Regions from separate parts of the Homo sapiens genome. Here region 2 is linked to region 1. Evidence: chromatin loops called from intact Hi-C (ENCODE). Cell type or tissue: CD14-positive monocyte. All regions are shown on one strand. Each heading gives the region's core, and the rest is flanking DNA. Links, peaks and the distances in the headings are about the cores only.

Region 1 (9,758 bases), core at 1,160-9,159:
GTTTGCAAACATCTGGCCTCTCAAAATTTTTTTTCATATTTGATTTTCATAAGCAGTTTACTAAATGTGGGTACCTTCTAGGGTTTGTGGCCCAAATAGTTGAGAAGTATTTAGTATTTCTTGCCTTATTGGAAATGATTCCATTAATCAAACAAGTCATAATTGTAATGCGTTTTAAGATATTCCCTAAGTAATGTGGGTCATCCCTTGCTTCCAGTCCTCATGTTCTGCATAAATGTTATTTCACACATTATCAGAATTGTGAATTTTCTTTTGGAACTCTAGTCATGACCTTGTCAAAAATTGGATCATGCAGATTGTATGCCAATATATTCTTTTGTTATTTTGTTATTTTTATTTTTTGAGACCGAGTCTCACTCTGTTGCCCAAGCTGGAGTGCAGTGGCGCCATCTTGGCTCACTGGAACCTCCGCCTCCCAGGTTCAAGTGATTCTCCTGCCTCAGCCTCCCAAGTAGCTGGGATCACAGGTGCCTGCCACCATGCCTGGCTAATTTTTGTATTTTTAGTAGACACAGGGTTTCACCATGTTGGCCAGGCTGGTCTCAAACTCCTGACCTCAGGTGATCCACCCGCCTCGGCCTCCCAAAGTGCTGGGATTACAGGCGTGAACCACCACACCTGGCCTCTTTTGTTGTTTTCACATGCATTCTTCCTGCAGCATCAATATCTCTTTCTTTCAAATCAGATCTTAATTTTCTTTTACAGTTCAGTAGTATCAAGTGTATTCATGTTTTGTACAATCAATATCCAGAACTTTTCATCTTGCAAAACTGAAACTCTTTACCCATCAAACAACTCCCCTTTCTTCTATCCCTCCTCCCCACACCCCCTGGCAAGCATCATTCTACTTTGTTTCTGTGAATTTGACTACTCTAGATCAGGGATCCCCAACCCCCGGGGCCTGGTACCAGTACCTGTTAGGAACGGGGCCGCACAGCAGGAGGTGAGCGGTGGGTGAGGGAGGGAAGATTCATCTGTATTTACAGCCTCTCCCCATTACTTGTACTACCACCTGAGCTCTGTCTCCTGTCAGATCAGTGGCTTAGATTCTCATAGCAGCGTGAATCCTATTGTGAATTGCGTATGCAAGGGATCTAGGTTATGCATTCCTTATGAGATTATAATGCCTGATGATCTGTCACTGTCTCCCATCACCCCTAGAGGGGACCATCTAGTGGCAGGAAAACAAGCTCAGTGGGCCAAGCGTGGTGGCTCATATCTGTAATCCTAGCACTTTGGGAGGCTGAAGCAGGAGGATCACTTGAGGTCGGGAGTTCAAGATGAGCCTGGTCAACATGGTGAAACCCCATCTCTACTAAAAATATAAAAATTAGCTGGGCATAGTGGGCACGCCTGTAATCCCAGCTACTCAGGAGGCTGAGGCAAGAGAATCCTTGAACACGGAAGGCGGAGCTTGTGGTGAGCTGAGATCACACCACTGCAGTCCAGCCTGGGCGACACAGCAAGACACCGTCTCAACAAAACAAAACAAAACAAAACAAAACAAACCCAACAAGCTCAGGGCTCTCACTGATTCTACATTATGGTGAGTTATATAATTATTTCATCATATATTACAATGTAATAATAATAGAAATAAAACGCACAATAAATGTAATGCTCTTGAATCATCTGAAACCATCCCCCACTCCCCAGGTCCATGGAAAAATTGTCTTCCACACAATCAGTCTCTGGTGCTCAAAAGGTTGAGGACCGCTGCTCTAGATAACTCATATAAGTGAAGTCATATAGTACTTGTCCTTTAGTGACTGGCTTATTTCACTTAGCATAATGTCCCGAAGGTATAACCATGTTGTATGTAGCATGTGTCAGAATTTCCTTCCTTTTAAAGGCTGAACAATATCCCATTGTGTGGATACACCGCATTCTATTTATTCATTCATCCTTCCATCAATGGACACTGGGGTTGTTTCGCCTCTGGGCTATTGTGAGTAATGCTGTTATGAATATGGCTGTACAAATATCTGTTTGGGACCCTGCTTTGAATTTTTTTGGTTATTATATCAAATCATTTTGAATGTTGCACGCTCTTGTGGAAGTGCCCCTCACCTCATTTTCTTTCTTTTCTTTTCTTTTCTTTTTCTTTTTTTTTTTTGGCAGAGTTTCGCTCTTGTTACCCAGGCTGGAGTGCAATGGTGTGATCTCAGCTCACTGCAACCTCCGTGTCCCAGGTTCAAGCGATTCTCCTGCCTCAGCCTCCTGAGTAGTAGCTGAATTTACAGGCGCCTGCCACCACGCCCAGCTAATTTTTGTGTTTTTAGTAGAGATGGGGTTTCACCATTTTGGCCAGGCTGGTCTCGAACTCCTGATCTCAGGTGATCCGCCTGCCTCGGCCTCCCAGAGTTGGGATTACAGGTGTGAGCCACCGCGCCTGGCCCACCTTCTAATTTTCAAATAATTTGTGATAGCTGTGCTCACCTGTGTTGTTGCAGGCTAGGCTCTCCTGGGAGGCAGATTGTGAGGCTGAGATTAGCATGCAGGACCTTGGGATCAATAGCTGCATAAAGGAGGCAAAGGAAACTGGATTTTGAGCAGAGGGTGAGATTGGGTCCTGATTCAGTCAATCCAAGGGTTCAGTGCACCCCAGGGGGAGGTCTGGCACTGGGCTTCTGGGTTCTGATCAGCTGAGGCAATGCCCAAGGGGCTGACATCAGAAGCAGCTGTCAGAGTCCTTCATTCCTAAAGAGATCTTGGTGGCAAATCACAGCATCCACCACATTCTACTCATTTCTTTGTTTTAGTGTATTTTTCTCCATCTCCAGTGTATTTTTTCCACCTCTTTGAAATAAACATTAATTACAGAATCCTTTGAGATTAAACAAAGTTACCTGATCTGGTCATTTATTCCTCAGTTGAAAAAATTGATGTGAAACTACTTTTCTGTCTACCGTTACTGTCTTTTGGAAGTTAAATGCTCTTTTTTTTGAGACAGAGTCTCACTCTGTTGCCTAGGCTGGAGTGCAGTGGCGTGATCTTGACTCACCACTGCCTCCCAGGTTCAAGTGATTCTTATGTCTCAGCCTCCGGAGAGGCTGGGATTACAGGTGTCTGCCACCACGCCTGGCTAATTTTTGTATATTTAGTAGAGACGGGGTTTCACCATGTTGGCCAGGCTGGTCTCGAACTCCTGACCCCAACTGATCCACTGGCCTCAGCCTCCCAAAGCATTGAGGTTACAGGCGTGAGCCACTGCACCCAGCCTAACTGCTCTTATTTAAGGTGAATAATTTTTAAGAGTTTAAATTTAAGGGTTTAATATTTAAATATTCACATCTAAAGAGTTTAATATTTAAATTAGGTGGCTGGGTACCTGGATTGACGAAAAGAACATGTAATTAAAGGGTTCGTTTATTCTCCATTTTTCCTGTCTTCCAGTTATTTCTTGAATTTTCTTTTCTTGGCTTACCCAAAAGTGGAAGGAGTAAATTCATGGTCTGTTCTGCTCAATAATTAATGGATCTGTGCTACATTCTGCCAAAATAGCAGCTGTGGAAATTTTTTCCCCTTGCAACTTTGTTTTTCTCAAAAATTCATTCAATGATCCACTTTGTTTCATAATAGCTTTCCATTTTCTGGTCCTGATTATTTTTTGTCCTTGATAGACATCGAATAAGGTTAATATTTTATCTTAGAATTTTAGCATCTTACAATACTATGTAGGCAACAAATCATTAAATTTTCATAAGTTTATTTTTATACTGATGAAATTTCTAAAGCAATAATAAGCAACTACTATAATAGTATAATTAACAGACTTGCATAATACTCTTTAATTTCAACCCACACACATTCTTTGTGGATGATTAATGGTAACCGGATATTAGTTTGTTGTGTTATTGTTGTTGTTGTTTTGAGACAAGAGTCTTGCCCTGTCACCCAGGCTGGAGTGCAACGGCGTGGTCTCGGCTCACTGCAACCTCCACCTCCCGGGTTCAAGTGATTCTCCTGCCTCAGCCTCCCGAGTAGCTGGGATTACAGGCGCCCGCCACTACACCCGGCTAATTTTTGCATTTTTAGTAGAGACTTGGTTTCACCACGTTGGCAGGCTGGTCTCGAACTCCTGACCTCGTGATCTGCCCACCTCAGCCTCCCAAAGTGCTGGGATTACATGTGTGAGCCACTGCACCTGACCGGATATTATTATACAGTGATTTGTGCCAAGTGAAAGGACTTGTAGATTTATTTATTTATTTAAGACAGAGCTTCGTTCTTGTCACCCAGGCTGGAGTGCAATGGCGAAATCTTGGCTCACTGCAACCTTCGCCTCCCGGGTTCAAGCGATTCTCCTGCCTCAGCCTCTGTAACTGGGATTACAGGCGACTGCCACCACGCCCGGCTCATTCACTGGGCTAATTTTTGGTATTTTTAGTAGAGACAGGGTTTCACCATGTTGGTCACTCTGGTTTTCAACTCCTGACCTCAGGTGATCCACCCGCCTTGGCCTCCCAAAGTGCTGGGATTACAGGCGTGAGCCACTGTGCCTGGCCAGGACTTGTAGATTTAAACATAGAATTCAACAATTCCAGTCTGGTAGAGTAAATAATTAGATGAAAATATGAACTGCAATATGAAATACTGAATACAGACAATGTGCTGGCACCATTAGGGACTTTAACAAAATGTTCTGCATATCAGGTGGAAGAGCAGCTCATTGTTTAGAAGCACAGACTATTTTAAATGACATAAAATCAACACGTCTTTCCATTTCAAAACCAATGTCTCCTTAGTATATGGAAGTAGAATGGTAGCTACCAACCCTCTTGGAACAAGACACTTTACTGCCATCTGCTGGAACATAGTTGCAATAAATTGTAAATCACTTTTGCAACCGTCAATAGCATGCACAATACATAATAATTTTCAAAAAGTTGTTTTCAAAATAGTAAAGATGTCTGTGATATGAATAGCACCTCCTTAGGTGTAGTGTTCTTGTGCAGTGCCCAACATGAACAACTGCACATGGTGACAGTAGAATCATGGCATCTGCAAAACAAAATCCATTTTACTTTTTCCTCTCCAATCTTTATGCCTTTTTTTTCTTTTTCTTGCCTTATTGTATAGGCTAGAACTCCCAGTACATGATTGAATAGAATTAATGAGAGTAAACATGCTTGTCTTGCTACTGATGTTATATAGTCGTGTGTTTTTTTTAGACAGGGTCTTTCTCTGTTACCCAGGCTGGAGTGCGCTGGCATCATCATGGGTCACTGCAGCTTCAACTTGCTGGGCTCAAGTGATCCTCCCTCCTCAGCCTCTTGAGTAGCTGGGACCACAGTTGCATGCCACTGTGCCTGGCTAATTTTGCTAGTTTCTACCCTTCCCTTCCGTTCCCTCCCCTCCCCTCCCCTCCCTTCCCCTCCCCTCCCCTCCCCTCCCTTCCCCTCCTCTCCCCTTTCTTTCCCTTCCCTTCCTTTCTTTCCGTTTTTCTTTCTTTCTTTCTTTTTTTTGGACAGAGTCTCGCTCTGTTGCCCAGGCTGGAATGCAGCGATCTTGGCTCACTGCAACCTCTGCCTCCTGGGTTCAAGTGATTCTCCTGCCTCAGCTTCCCAAGTAAGCTGGGATTACAGGGGCCTGCCACCACGCCTGGCTAATTCTTTGTACTTTTAGTAGAGATGCGGTTTCACCACGTTGGCCAGGCTGGTCTTGAACTCCTGACCTTAGGTGATTCACCTGCCTCGGCCTCCCAAAGGACTGGGATTACAGGCGTGAGCCACTGCGCCCAGCCTAACAGAAAAATATTTTTTAAATAATAGTAAATATATACCAGACCACCCACAGCGTGATCAAACACCTTTCTTTGGCAGCATTTGTGTAGTTTCTAATACAGCTTTAAAATATGTTCATAAAGAATTATTAAATATCCTTTGTATTTATATTTTATTTAGAGCCTGGAGAAGGCTCTAAATAAAAGGTGAGAGGTGAATATTTTGAGTTAACTTGATATAAGCAAGGTTTCACAGATTAACTTTGAAATATAGGATGACATGGGGCTGGGTGCCATGGCTTATGCCTGTAATCCCAGCATTTGGGAGGTTGAGGCAGGATGACTATGACAGCTTGAGCCCAGGAGATTGAGGGAAAAAAAAATGGATAACATGGAATAGTTGAGAAACGTGACATCATGAAAATAAAGGTGATTTTTCTAAATTTTATTGCAAACAAATTTAAAGGTATGAAAGTGTTGAAAAATTAGCTCATCAGCTGGGCACGGTGGCTCACGCCTGTAATCCCAGCACTTTGGGAGGCCAAGGCGGGCAGATCACCTGAGGTCAGGAGTTCAAGACCAGACTGGCCAACAGGGCGAAACTCTGTCTCTACTAAAAATACAAAAATTAGCCTGATGTGGTGGTGGGCACCTATAATCCCAGCTACCTGGGAGGCAAAGGCAGGAGAATGGCTTGGACCTGGAAGGCGGAGGTTGCAGTGAGCAGAGATCACGCCACTGCCCTCTAGCCTGGGTGACAAAGGGAGAAAGAAAGAAAGAAAGAAAGAAGGAAAGAGAGAAAGAAAGAGGGAAGGAGAGAGGGAGGGAGGAAGGAAGGAAGGGAGGGAGGGAGGGAGGAAGGCAGGCAGGAAGACTCATTGATCATCCATATAGCAATTATGTGGATCAAAATTGTCAACATTTGCCATATTTGCTTATTCTATCTCTATCTTCTGTGTCAGCCTCTGGTGCATAGGAAACCACAAGCAAAATGTAGGGGCTTAAAACATCAAGCATTTTACCCCTCTCCAAATCCTGTGTGTCTCTTGGGTTGTTCTTCTGATATGGGCTGGCTTGACTGATTTCTGCTGGGCTCTGTCATGTGCTTGTGGTCAGCTGGAGGGTTGGGTGGTGGCTGGATGACCCAGAATGGTCTCACTCACAAGACTGGCTGTCAGGCAGGCCTCAGTTCTCCTCCAAATGGCTAGCTTGAACTTTATCACATGGGAGTTGCAACGTTCCAAAGGGGAGCAAAAAAGAGCAACCCCTAATAAGCAGGTGCTTTTCATGCCTTTGCTTATGTTATGTTTGCTAATGTCCCATGTCCCATTGGCCACAGCAAGTCACCAGGGTATCCCAGAGTCAGTGCAGAAGGACACTAACAAAAGGTGTGGATAGAGGGAGGGGAATGATTTGTGGTTATTTTTTCTATCTATCTATCTATCTATCTATCTATCTATCTATCTATCAATCTATCATCTATCTATCCATCCATCCAGCTATCTATCATCATTATCATCTTTATCATCTATTATTTGTCTATTACTGTTGAACCATTAAAAGCAAGTTGCAGACATCTTTTGCTTCACTCCTAAATATAAATTCTGGCATAGGCAAGGGTCTTTCTCCAATTCAATTCTTCCCTTCCCTTCTTTTCAGACTATTTTTAAAGGGCTAAATAACTTGAAACTTGATCGTTCATCTCACATTCACACAATAATTGTGACAGTGATAAAGAACATGCAGGGAAGACCTACAAGGCCAACTAATTAAAATATTTAAAAACATTCATTTTTACCCACAAGGAAATCGTAGGTTTGAGCCACAACATTTAACCAGATTTCTTGGAGCTCAAAGGCAGTTCTGCAGTCAAATTTATACTCTTTTAACTACACGCAAATTAAGGGACAGATGATGCAGACATTTCTAGGAAAAGAGTGGTAACTTCTAGGTCATCACCATGGAAATGGGTGGTAACTTCCGGGTATTGCCATGGCAATGGTAAACTGACATGGCACACTGGCGGGAGTGTCTTATGGAAAGCTGCTTCCACCCAGGCCCTGTTTTAGCTGGTCCTCAATTAGGTCTGGTGTCTGAGCCCCACCTCCGGAATCAAGTCCCACCTCCGACCTCATAAAGATATTAAGGACACTGTAAGAATAAATTCCTGCCCCATTCAGGAGATGTCTTGTGTAATTACGTTACTATGAGGTAGCTGGCTGGTCTCCTTGAGAAGCAGTTGCATATCAAGTGCTCAGGATCAGCCTCTGCTGCTAGCAGATTGGGTACTCAGTAGCGGCGGTAACTTGATTAGTTTCAGTGAAAGGTAGCCCCTGCATGGTGCCCTCCCACAGTAATGAGTTTATGCAAGATCTGGTTGTTAAAAAGTCTGGGAACTCCACCGTCTCTCTCTCGCTCTCTCTCTTGCCATGTGACACACCTGTTCCCCCTTCGTCTTCCACCATGATTGTAAGCTTCCTGAGGCCTCACCAGAAGCAGATGCTGGCACTATGCTTTTTGTACAGTCTGCAGAACTGTGAGCCAAATAACCTTCTTTCCTTATAAATTACCTAGACTCCGGCATTCCCTTATTGCAATGCCAAACAGACTAACACACAGGCATAGCTTTCACCCTTGCCACCATGGCCACTCTGTTCATGAGACCATTGAACCAGCATGGGGCTGGCTGAGGAGATGGACTGACTTACTTTCATGGGATGGATCATCCCTGTTGTTAAGAGCTTTCTTTGTGGGGATTATTGTTGTATTTATTTGTGTATTTATGTATTTATTTATTGAGACGCTGTTTCATTCTGTTGCCCAGGCTGGAGCGCAGTGGTGCAATCTTGGCTCATTGCAACCTCTGCCTCCCGGGTTCAAGTGATTCTCCTGCCTCAGCCTCTTGAGTAGGTGGGATTACAAGTGCACACCACCAAGCCCGGCTAATTTTTGTATTTTTAGCAGAGATGGGGTTTCACCATGTTGGCCAGGCTGGTCTCGAACTCCTGACCTCAAGTGATTTGCCTGCAACGGCCTCCCAAAGTGCTGGGATTACAGGCATGAGCCACTGTGCCCAACCAAGGATTATTTTTAGTAGGAATTAGGATGAGACACATATATGCATGCATTTTGTATGTACGCCCATAAATGTATCCACATACTTCTTCCTAGACCTACTTGCCCCTGAGCTTCCAGTCTCATTCCTTACAAGATCCTGACCAAACAGAAAGCCATGGGCCATTTCCCAGGAGCCCATGTATATCTGCACATTGGGCCACATCTCACTCCAATTTAAGTGAAGGGGCCAGGTGTGGTGGCTCAGCCTGTAATCCCAGCACTTTATGAGTCTCAGGCGGGACGATGGCTTGAGCCCAGGAGTTCAAAATCAATCTGGGCAACATAGGGAGACCCCATCTCTACAAAACATTCAAAACAAATTAGCAGGTGTAGTGGTGCACACCTGTAGTCCTAGCTACTGGGGAGGCTGAAATGAAAAAATCACTTGAACCCAAGAGATTGAGGCTGCAGTGTGCTATGATCCTGCCACTGCACTCCAGCCTGGGTAACAGAGAAAGACCTGTCTCTAAAACAAACAAACAAACAAATGAAGTGAAGATCTCCAATCACAGCTCTGTACACCAGGATTTACCTTCACCACTGCCTGTAGGACCCACCTCTGAGTAGTGGTCCCGTAATATGATAATTTAGGTTCAGCTTCCAAAATACATCAGTCACACTGATCCATCTGTGAGCCAGACCTTTTCTTCCTTAATATTCTACAGGAAAATCTTCATATGATGTCATGAATGTGAATTAAAGGAACAACATAGCTGCAACCAAGGTCAGTGACATGAGAGTCTGAGCTGTCTGTGTGTGTAACTCTTTTGTGCCATCTAGATCTCTTACAATGAATTAATACTGTGCCCAAATCGCACTATGACTTAGTGGGTTAGATACCCAACTCATGACAGGTAGTTTTAGTCATATAGATACTTGATGTCCCATGGTCAAA
Region 2 (9,758 bases), core at 793-8,792, 360 kb before region 1:
AATACTCATTCTGTCTCTTATAATTCGATGTTGCCCAATTCTAAAATCACAAATAATAACCAGTTAAGATCTTTAAGCAGGCTGGGCACAGTGGCTCATGCCTGTAATCCCAGCACTTTGGGAGGCCAAGGCAGGTGGATCACTTGAGGTCAGTAGTTCGAGACCAGCCTGGCCAACATGTATCTTTTGTAAAGACATAAAAATTAGCCAGGCATGATGGTGCATACTTGTAATCCCAGCTATTTGGGAGGCTGAGGTGGGAGGGAATCTATAAGCAAATTTGTTGTGATTTTGTCTTTTGACAGTTCAAGGACTGAACACTTTCTCTTTTTTTTTTTTTTGAGACAGAGTCTTGCTCTGTCACCAGGCTGGAGTGCAGTGGGGCAATCTTGGCTTACTGCAACCTCCACCTCCCGGGTTCAAGCAATTATCTTGCCTCAGCCTCCCGAGGGGCTGGGATTACAGGCACCTGCCACCACGCCTGGCTAATTTTTGTATTTTTATTAGAGGTGGGGTTTCACCATGTTGGCCATGCTGGTCTCGAAATCCTGACCTCATGATCTGCCTGCCTCAGCCTCCCAAAGTGCTGGGATTACAGTCATGAGCCAACACGCCTGGCCGGACTAAGCACTTTCACCTTTATTCTTTTCTGTCTCCAAACTCATCCACAATCTCACCCAGCTTGGACTCACCCCTGGCAGTTCATCTCCACCCTGACCTTGCTTTAGCAATGATCTTTCATTTCATTCATCCCTTCTTTTGGGGCCTTTCCATGACTCTAGACTCTGAGGGTATACAATAGTGAGCAATGCAGACTCAGATCCTGCCCAGAACATTCCCTAACACACAGTAGGTGTTCATTAAAAGCTTTTAGAATGAATAAGAATAGTTGTTTTTTTAAGACCCTACTAACAAAATAAAAAGTTGACATCCTTAATGCTTGACCCTCCAATTTTGTCTTTGAAGCTTGATGGTTCACAATCTCCAAACTGGTTTACAGCACAAAGTCCCAATGCCAAGGTTCTTTCCCAAATGGGCCTGACCTAATTCCCCAGCCTCATCTCCCTGCTCTCTCCCAGGTTGCTGCACCCAGTTCCGGACACAAGGCATGTTCGCTCAGGCCTCTGCACGTGCTCCTTGTTATTTAAGATCCCGCTCCTGGTCTTATCCATCACGACCTCTGAGAAGATGTCCTGGAAACCCAGACAGAGCTTTGTCCCTGTGTCTGCTGCAGATTTAGGTGAATGTTGGTGCAAGTGCATTCGCCAAATAGCAGTAGTACTTTCCGAGAGTCCAGCCAGGGGCTGGATGCTGATGCTTAGCTGACATTGCTGCTCCAAGCCGCCAGAGGGCGCATGGAAAACACCAATCTGACTTGCAGGGTGAAAACCCTACAGGAGCTCCCAGTTTCTCGTATAATTAACAGTTAAGGTGCCACTGTTCTTGTTTTGTTTGTTTGTTTTGAGGCAGGGTCTTGCTCTGTCACCCAGGCTGGAGTGCGGTGGCGCAATCTCGGCTCTCTGCAGCCTCGTCATCCTGGGCTCAAGTGAACCTCCCACCTTTTGACACAGAAAAGTTGGCTTATCAGTGGTTCATTTTGTTAACCCATGTTCATGAGTTTCTTGTGATGTGCTAATTTACTGCTGATATTTAGGATAGTCCTGTTGATCCTAATAAATTCCTAATTGTTGTTCTTGTTTCATCGGTTCACCGTGAACCAGTGGATGTTGTCTCACTCTTATCCCTGATGCACACTGGCACTTTTATATGAAGTGCCCTTGATGACACTAGTGATGATGGTTGTCACTAGAGTGGTACTTGCATTCTGGATTATCTTACTGCACTTTAGCTTGCTAGGTGAGCACTCAAACTCCCTAGTAGCTGAGACCACAGGTGCGTACCACTCAGCTAATTTTTGTATTTTAGCAGAGATGGGGTCTCGCTATATTGCCCAAGCTGGGCAGACTCATGGGCTCAAGTGATCCTCCCATCTCAGCCTCGCATAGTGCTGGGATTACAGGCATGAGCCACCGCGCCCCACCAAGATGCCACTGTTTTTTGTTTGTTTTTCTGGGGCTTGGGGGGCTTTTTTGTTTTGTTTTTTTGTTGTGGGGGGAGTTCGAGACAGAGTATCACTCTGTTGCCCAGGCAGGAGTGCAGCGGCATGGTCTCGGCTCACTGCAACCTCCGCCTCCTGGGTTCAAGCGATTCTCCTGCCTCAGCCTCTTGAGTAGCTGGGATTAGTCAGGCCCGCCACCAGGCCTGACTAATTTTTTTTGTATTTTTAGTAGAGATGGGTTTTCACCATGTTGGCCAGGCTGGTCTCAAACTCCTGACTTCAAGAGATCTGCCTGCCTTGGCCTCCCAAAGTGCTGGGATTACAGGCGTGAGCCACCGCGCCTGGCCAATGCCACTGTTTTTGAGGTGGGAGGCTGGACTCACCTCCAGAGGTGGGACTTGGGTATGGGACCAAATTGAGGACTAGCTAAGCAGTTTCCCATAATACACGCCCACCAGTATGCCACGTCAGTTTACCGTTGCCATGGCAACACCTGGGAGTTACTGCCCCTTTCCATGCCAATAACCCCACAAGCCAAAAGTCATTACCCCTTCCCTAGAAATTTCTGCATAAACCGCGCCTTAATCTACATGTAATTAAAAGTAAGTATCGGGCTGAGCACACTGGCTCACGCCTGTAATCCCAGCATTTTGGGAGGCCAAAGCTGGCGGATCATCTGAGTGAAGAGTTTGAGACTAGCTTGGCCGACATTGTGAAACCCCATCTCTACTAACAATACAATAATTAGCCAGGCGTGGTGACGCCCGCCTGTAATCCCAGCTACTCAGGAGGCTGAAGTAGGAGAATTACTTGAACCCAGGAGGCGGAGGTTGCAGTGAGCCGAGATGGCGCCACTGACAGCACTCCAGCCTGGGTGATAGAGAGAGACTGTTGTCTAAAAAAAAAAAAAAAAAAAAAAAAAAAAAGGAGTCTATTTACAAGGGTGGAGGCAGTGGGTAGAAAGATACAGGCAGCCCAAGGCAACCGTACATCAAGAAGGGAGTTGGGGAAATAAATACCCACCCTCCAGTTTCTTGCCAGTGTCTCCCCATTGGGCAAACCGATGCAGAAAGCTAGAGGTTCAGAAAGCTCATTGTGGTTCATGCTGATCCCAAGGTATGGTCAGACTCCCAGGAGTATGGCGGGGAGAGGTGGAGAGTGGACCTGAAGAGGCAAACAAAAAATATCCAGCATAGTCCGGGCACAGCAGCTCACACCTGTAATTCCAGCACTTTGGGAAGCTGAGGTGTGAAGATCACTTGAGGCCAAGAGTTCGAGACCAGCCTGGACAACATAATGAGACTCATCTCTACAAAAAAAAAATTTTTTTTTAATTAGCCTGGCATGGTGGCATGCACCTGTAATTCCAGTTATTTCCAAGGCTGAGGAGGGAGGATGGCTTGAGCCTAGGAGTTTGAGGCTGCAGTGAGCTATGATTGTACCACTGCACTACAGCCTGGGCAACAGAGTGAGACCCTGTCTCAAAAAAAAAAGGGAAGAAAAGAAAAAAGAAAAACATCCAGCATAGTGTTCTATTTGTATTGTTATTGTATTTCTTATTGTGGCCTATGAGGCCCTTCAAGGTTTAGGCCTAACCTCTGCCTCCTCTTCCCACCCCACCCACTACATTCCTCTCTGAAACCCAGGGACTGACTGGGAAGGGATGGGAGACAACCTTCTGGAGTGATGGTGATGTTCTGATTCAAGATAAGGATTTTGGCGGCACGGGCCTGCACATTTGTCAGAATTCCTCTAACAATGTGCTTAAGTTTTGTGCATTTCAGCATATGTAAATTTTACCTGAAGAGGAGAAACTAAATAAATATGCTTTTCAACTTACTTTGAAATGCATTGAAAAGGCAAGAAGGAGTGATGGATAGATGGATGGAAAGGTGGGTAAATACTTGATAAAGCAAGTTGAGTAAGATGTTAATTAATTTAGAATCTAGGTGATGGGGCCAGGCACGGTGGCTCATGCCTGTAATCCCAGCACTTTGGGAGGCCAAGGCAGGCAGATGGCTTGAGTACAGGAGTTCGAGACCAGCCTGGGCAACAGGGCGAAATCCTATCTATCTCTACAAAAAAAAAATTAGCCAGGCGTGGTGGCACATGCCCCTAGTCCCAACTACTCAGGAGGCTGAGGTGGGAGGATCACCTGAGCCACAGAAGTCGAGGCTGAAGTGAGCCAAGATTGCACCACTACACTCCAGGCTGGGCTATGGGAGTGAGACCCTGTGTCCAAAGATAAAATAAAAATAGAGCTGGGCACGGTGGCTCACCCCTGTAATCCCAGCATTTTGGGAGGCCAAGGCGGATGAATCACTTGAGGCCAGGAGTTCAAGACCAGCCTGCCCAACATGGTGAAACCCCATCTCTACTAAAAATACAAAAATTAGCCAGGCGTGGTGGTGGGCACCTGTAATCCCAGCTACTCAGGAGGCTGAGGCAGGAGAATCGCTTGAACCTGGGAGGTGAAGGTTGCAGTGAGCCCAGATCACACCACTGCACTCCAGCCTGGGTGACAAAGTGAGACTCTGTCTCAAAAATAATAATAATAATCATACAAATAGAATCTAGGTGATGGGTATATATGAGTGTTCACTGTAAGATTATTTTAACTTCTCTATGTTTTAAATAATTCATTTTAAACATCTGTGCAAAAGTAAAAATAAAAATTTGGGAAAGTGTTGAGTCAGCAAAGGAATTTGGATTGGATTGATTGGTTGGAGGAACCAAGAAGAAATGAATTGCTCTGGGACTTTCCACAGAAACCACAACCGCTTCCCTGCAGCATAGAGCTGGCCTCCAGGAACAAACTGTGCCAGCTCTCAAGTCTCAGTTCTCCAGAAAGCCTGTCAGGAAAAAAGTGCAGAGAAGAGAAAGAGACAGCACCCTTGCTTCTCAGAAATCCTGTGATGAACAGATCTGCCTAACATCTGAAGTCATGCACTATTCATTCGACAAACTATAATTGAAACCCTCCTCTGTGCCCAGCCCTGAGATGTGTGTGTGGCACTGACAACATAGCCCCAGCCCTTCCCTCAGGAGACTCAAAGTCCAGGGGCAGAGACAGACACATCTTCCAGTGTTATGGTTTGGCTCCATGTCCCCACCCAAATCTCATCTCAAATTGTAATCCCCATGTGTGAGGGAATGACCTGGTGGGAGGTGATTGGATCATGGGGACGGTTTCTCACATGCTGTTTTTGTGCTGATGAGGGAGGTTTCACGAGATCTGTTGGTTTAAAAGTGGCAATTTCCGGCCGGGCGCGGTGGCTCACGCCTGTAATCCCAGCACTTTGGGAGGCCGAGGCGGGCGGATCACGAGGTCAGGAGATCGAGACCATCCCGGCTAAAACGGTGAAACCCCGTCTCTACTAAAAATACAAAAAATTAGCCGGGCGTAGTGGCGGGCGCCTGTAGTCCCAGCTACTTGGGAGGCTGAGGCAGGAGAATGGCGTGAATCCGGGAGGCGGAGCTTGCAGTGAGCCGAGATCCCGCCACTGCACTCCAGCCTGGGCGACAGAGCGAGACTCTGTCTCAAAAAAAAAAAAAAAAAAAAAAAAAAGTGGCAATTTCCTTTGCTCTCTCTCTCTCTCTCTCTGTCTCTCTCTCTCTTTCTCTGCTGCCGCCATGTAAGACATGCCTTACTTCCCATTGACCTTCTGCCATAATTGTAAGTTTCCTGAGTCCTCCTCAGCCATGCAGAATTGTGAGTCAATTAAACCTCTTTTCAGTCCAGGCGCAGTGGCTCAAACCTGTACTCCCAGCACTTTGGGAGGCCAAAGCAGGCAGATCATCTGAGGTCAGGAGTTCAAGACCATCCTGGCCAACATGGTGAAACCCCATCTCTCCTGAAAATGCAAAAATTAGCCAGGTATGGTGGCGGACACCTGTAACCTCAGCTACTTGGGAGGCTGAGGCAGGAGAATTGCTTGAACCCGGGAGGTGGAGGTTACACTGAGCCAACTTCTCTCTACTGCACTCTAGCCTGGACAACAGAGTAAGACCTTATATTAAAAAAAATAATAATAAATAAAGGCCAGGCATGATGGCTCATGTCTGTAATCCCAGCATTTTGGGAGGCCGAGCCAGGCAGATCATGAGGTCAGGAGTTCAAGATCAGCCTGACCAACATGGTGAAACCCTGTCTCTACTAAAAAATACAGAAATTAGCTGGGCATGGTGGCACACGCCTGTAATCCCAGCTACTCAGGAGGCTGAGGCAGGAGAATCACTTGAATCCGGGAGGCGGAGGTTTCAATGAGCCGAGATTGTGCCACTGCACTCCAGCCTGGGCAACAGAGCAAGACTGTGTCTCAAAAAAAATAATAAATTAAAAAAATAAAAACCTCTTTTCTTTATCAATTACCCAGCCTCAGGTAGAATCTTTATAGCAATGTGAGACCAGACCAATACATCCAGATAGCAACAATCCCAAGTGATCAAAACAATAATGGGGGAAGCCCCAAATGAGGCATGTGACCCAGACTGGTGGTCAGGAAAGATACCTGATGGAGAGGACATCCAAGCTAAGTCTTAAAGAAAGAGTAGGTGTCACCAGGTAGAGACGGAAGGACAATGGAAAAGCATTCCAGGCAGAAGGAACAGCAACTGCAAAGGTCTGGGAGTGAGCAGAAGAGTTTGATGCTCAAACTTTTCTGAACTGAACTTTTCTGAACTGAAAAGTTCAGTGTCATTGGAATGTGAAAGGAAGCAGAGGGTAGGGAGGGGTTAAAGGCAAGCATGCAGCAGTCACCAGTTCCTGTGTGGGCTTGTAAGCCATGGTAGGGCATTGGAATCTTACCCTGCGAGTGCTGGGGAGTCACAACAGGGTTATAGTCAGTAGGAGGACTTCACCAGTTTGTAAATGATTCCAATTGCAAAACAAGGGAAGGAGATGAGGGAATGTATCGGTCAGGATTGGCTAAGTTATGCTGCAGTGACAAACAGCTCCAGAATTCAGTGACTCAAAACAACAAAGGTTGGCTGGGTGCAGTGGCTTACGTCTGGAATCCCAGAACTTTCAGAGGCCAAGGAGGGAGAAGTGCTTGAGGCCAGGAGTTCAAGACCAGCCTGAGCAACATAGTGAGATTCCATCTCTTCAAAAAAAACTTTTAAAAATTACCTGGGCACGGTGTGCACACCTGTAGTCCCATCTACTCAGAAGCCTGAGACAGGAGGATCTCTTGAGCCCAGGAGTTCAAGGTTACCATGAGCCGTGATCGCACCACTGCACTCCAGCCTGGGTGACAAAGCAAGAACCCATCTCAAAAGAAAAATAAATAAATTTTAAAAATAAATTTTCTGGCCAGGCACGGTGGTGCATGATTGTAATCCCAGCACTTTGAAAGGCCGAGGTGGGAGAATCTTTTGAGCTCGGAAGCTCGAGACCAGCCTGGGTAACATGGCAAAACCCCATCTCTACAAAAAAAAATACAAAAATTAGCCAGGTATGGTGGAACATGCCTGTAGTCCCAGCTACTCAGGAGGCTGGGGTGGGAGGATTGCTTGAGCCCAGGAGGTGGAGGCTGCAGTGAGCTGTGATCGTACCAGTGTACTCCAGCCTGGGTGACAGAACGAGAACATGTCTCAAAAAAAAATTTTTTTTCTAGCAACCACATTTTTTAATTTAGTTATTTTTGAGACGGAGTCTCGCTCTTGTCACCCAGGCTGGAGTGCAATGGTGCAATCTTGACTCATTGCAATCTCTGCCTCCCAGGTTCAAGCAATTCTCCTGCCTCAGCCTTCCAAGTAGCTGGGATTACAGGTGCACACCACCGCGCCTGGCTAATTTTTGTATTTTAGTAGAGACCGGGTTTCACCATGTTGGGCAGGCTGGTCTCGAACTCCTGACCTCAAGTGATCCAACTGCCTCAGCCTCCCAAAGTGCTGGGATTACAGGTGTGAGCCACCACACCCAGCCATTGCCATTTTATAGATGAGAAAACTGAGGCACAGAAAGATGATGGGGCTTGTCCAAAGTCACGAGCTAGAGCAGGAGCAGGGATTTGAACCCCAGCCATCGGGCTCCTTGCAAGGAGAGCAGAGATGGGTTCCTACATGGTCATTCCTTGGGCTGGGTGAGTGTGAGCCCTTGGTGGTCCAATCCTACTCCCCCCAGAGGTCTCAGTAAAGAGAGAATGCTAGTGATTCTTGAGAATACTGAAGGGAAAACCCACAGTTGGTCCCAAGAACGACGGTGTGGGTGGAAGTGAAGAGATGTGGGAAAAGATTTTCCTCTTTCTTGCCCCAGATTGCCAGGGAGTTGGAAAAATCCCCTTGCACTATGGGCTATAGACTAGTGGCTGTCACTGCTACTGGATTCTTCATCACTGGAAAAGCAGAAAGTTGGGGTGAGTTCCCTGTGAAGTCCCAGACCAGGAGAATGGATGTAGGAGGAGGGCCTCTCTTTGTTCTTGTTTTTTGTTTGTTTGGTTTGGTTTGGTTTTTGTGGGGTTTTTTGTTTTGTTTTGTTTCTGAGACAAGGTCTTGCTCTGTCACCCAGGCTGGAGTGCAATGTCATGATCAGAGCTCACTGCAGCCTCAACCTCCCGGGGATCAAGCGATCCTCCCACCCCAGCCTCCTGAGTAGCTGGGATTACAGGCGCGTGCCACCACACGCCTGGCTAACTTTTGTACTTTTTTTAGAGACGAGGTTTCACCATGTTGTCCAGACTGGTCTAGAACTCCTGGGCTCAAGCTATCCTCCCACCTCGGCCTCCCAAAGTGCTAGAATTACAGGTGTGAGCCACCGTGCCCGGCCAGGAGAGCCTCTCTTCAACAAGCATCTCCAGTGTGCCAGGCTCTGGAAGGAGAACTCTAGTCTCTCATTTTATGACCCTCCCTTTCCAAATGGGGAAACTGAGGCTCAGAGGAGACATGTGACTCATCCAACATCACACAGAGGGGAAGGATGGAAAAGTTTCCTCCCACCCCCATCCCATGGCCACCCAATTCCCTTTCCAGAGGCAATGGTATTTATTGCCTTGTGGGTATTTCTTGACATGTTCTAGGCATATACAAGCATTTACACACAGATTTTTTTTTTTACACAATAGTGGTACACTGTTCTGTATCTTATCTTTCATTTTACTTAACATTATTTTCAAGATCTTTCCACATTAATACAAATAGATGTGCCTGGTTTTATTTATTTTATTTAATTAATTTATTTTTGAGACAGAGTCTCACTCTGTCACCTAGGCTAGAGTGCAGTGGCGTGATCTTGGCTCACTGCAACCTCCACCTCCTGGGTTCAAGCAATTCTCCTGCCTTGCCTCCCAAGTAGCTGGGATTACAGGCACCCACCACCACGCCCAGCTACTTTTTGTATTTTTAGTAGAGAGGGGGTTTCGCCATGTTGGCCAGGATGGTCTTGAACTCCTGACCTCAGGTGATCCACCCGCCTCGGCCTCCCAAAGTGCTGGGATTACAAGCGTGAACCACTGCACCTAGCTCATTTTATTTTTATAATGCCCATAAAGCATCAAACTGTGTGAGCACACCATCATAAGCATAACCAGTTCCCTCCTGATAAACATTTAGGTTATTCCTAATGTTTTGTTATTCCAAACACTACTGCAATTAACATCCTGGAGCAGACCTGACATCAGCCTCAGGCGTCCATGTCTACATGTGAGATAAATTCCTGAGAGAAAAACCTGCCAAGTCAGAAGCGATCTGCATTTGTCATTTA

What was found. A loop is a pair of places that touch in the nucleus more often than their neighbours do. Peaks named below come from ENCODE experiments on the same cell type or tissue, not always from the same donor. Only the 100,000 strongest peaks of a DNase experiment are listed, where the experiment ranks them.
Region 2: a loop joins it to region 1, with 2.8 times the contacts of the local background. A loop is called at or near these places in 6 of 110 quality-filtered maps.

Annotation. Positions count from the first base shown.
Region 1 is chr19:43,805,163-43,814,920 of GRCh38, forward strand. It overlaps a transcript of LYPD5 not described here. Among named protein-coding and RNA genes, the nearest start is that of LYPD5, 7.6 kb to the left of the region's middle. In CD14-positive monocyte, for the core only: CTCF peaks have their summits at 4,832 (motif pointing left) and 5,033; a DNase peak (open chromatin) is centred at 4,819.
Region 2 is chr19:43,445,860-43,455,617 of GRCh38, forward strand. No RefSeq gene overlaps it. Among named protein-coding and RNA genes, the nearest start is that of LYPD3, 15 kb to the right of the region's middle. In CD14-positive monocyte, for the core only: CTCF peaks have their summits at 1,333 (motif pointing right) and 1,533; DNase peaks (open chromatin) are centred at 1,352 and 4,832.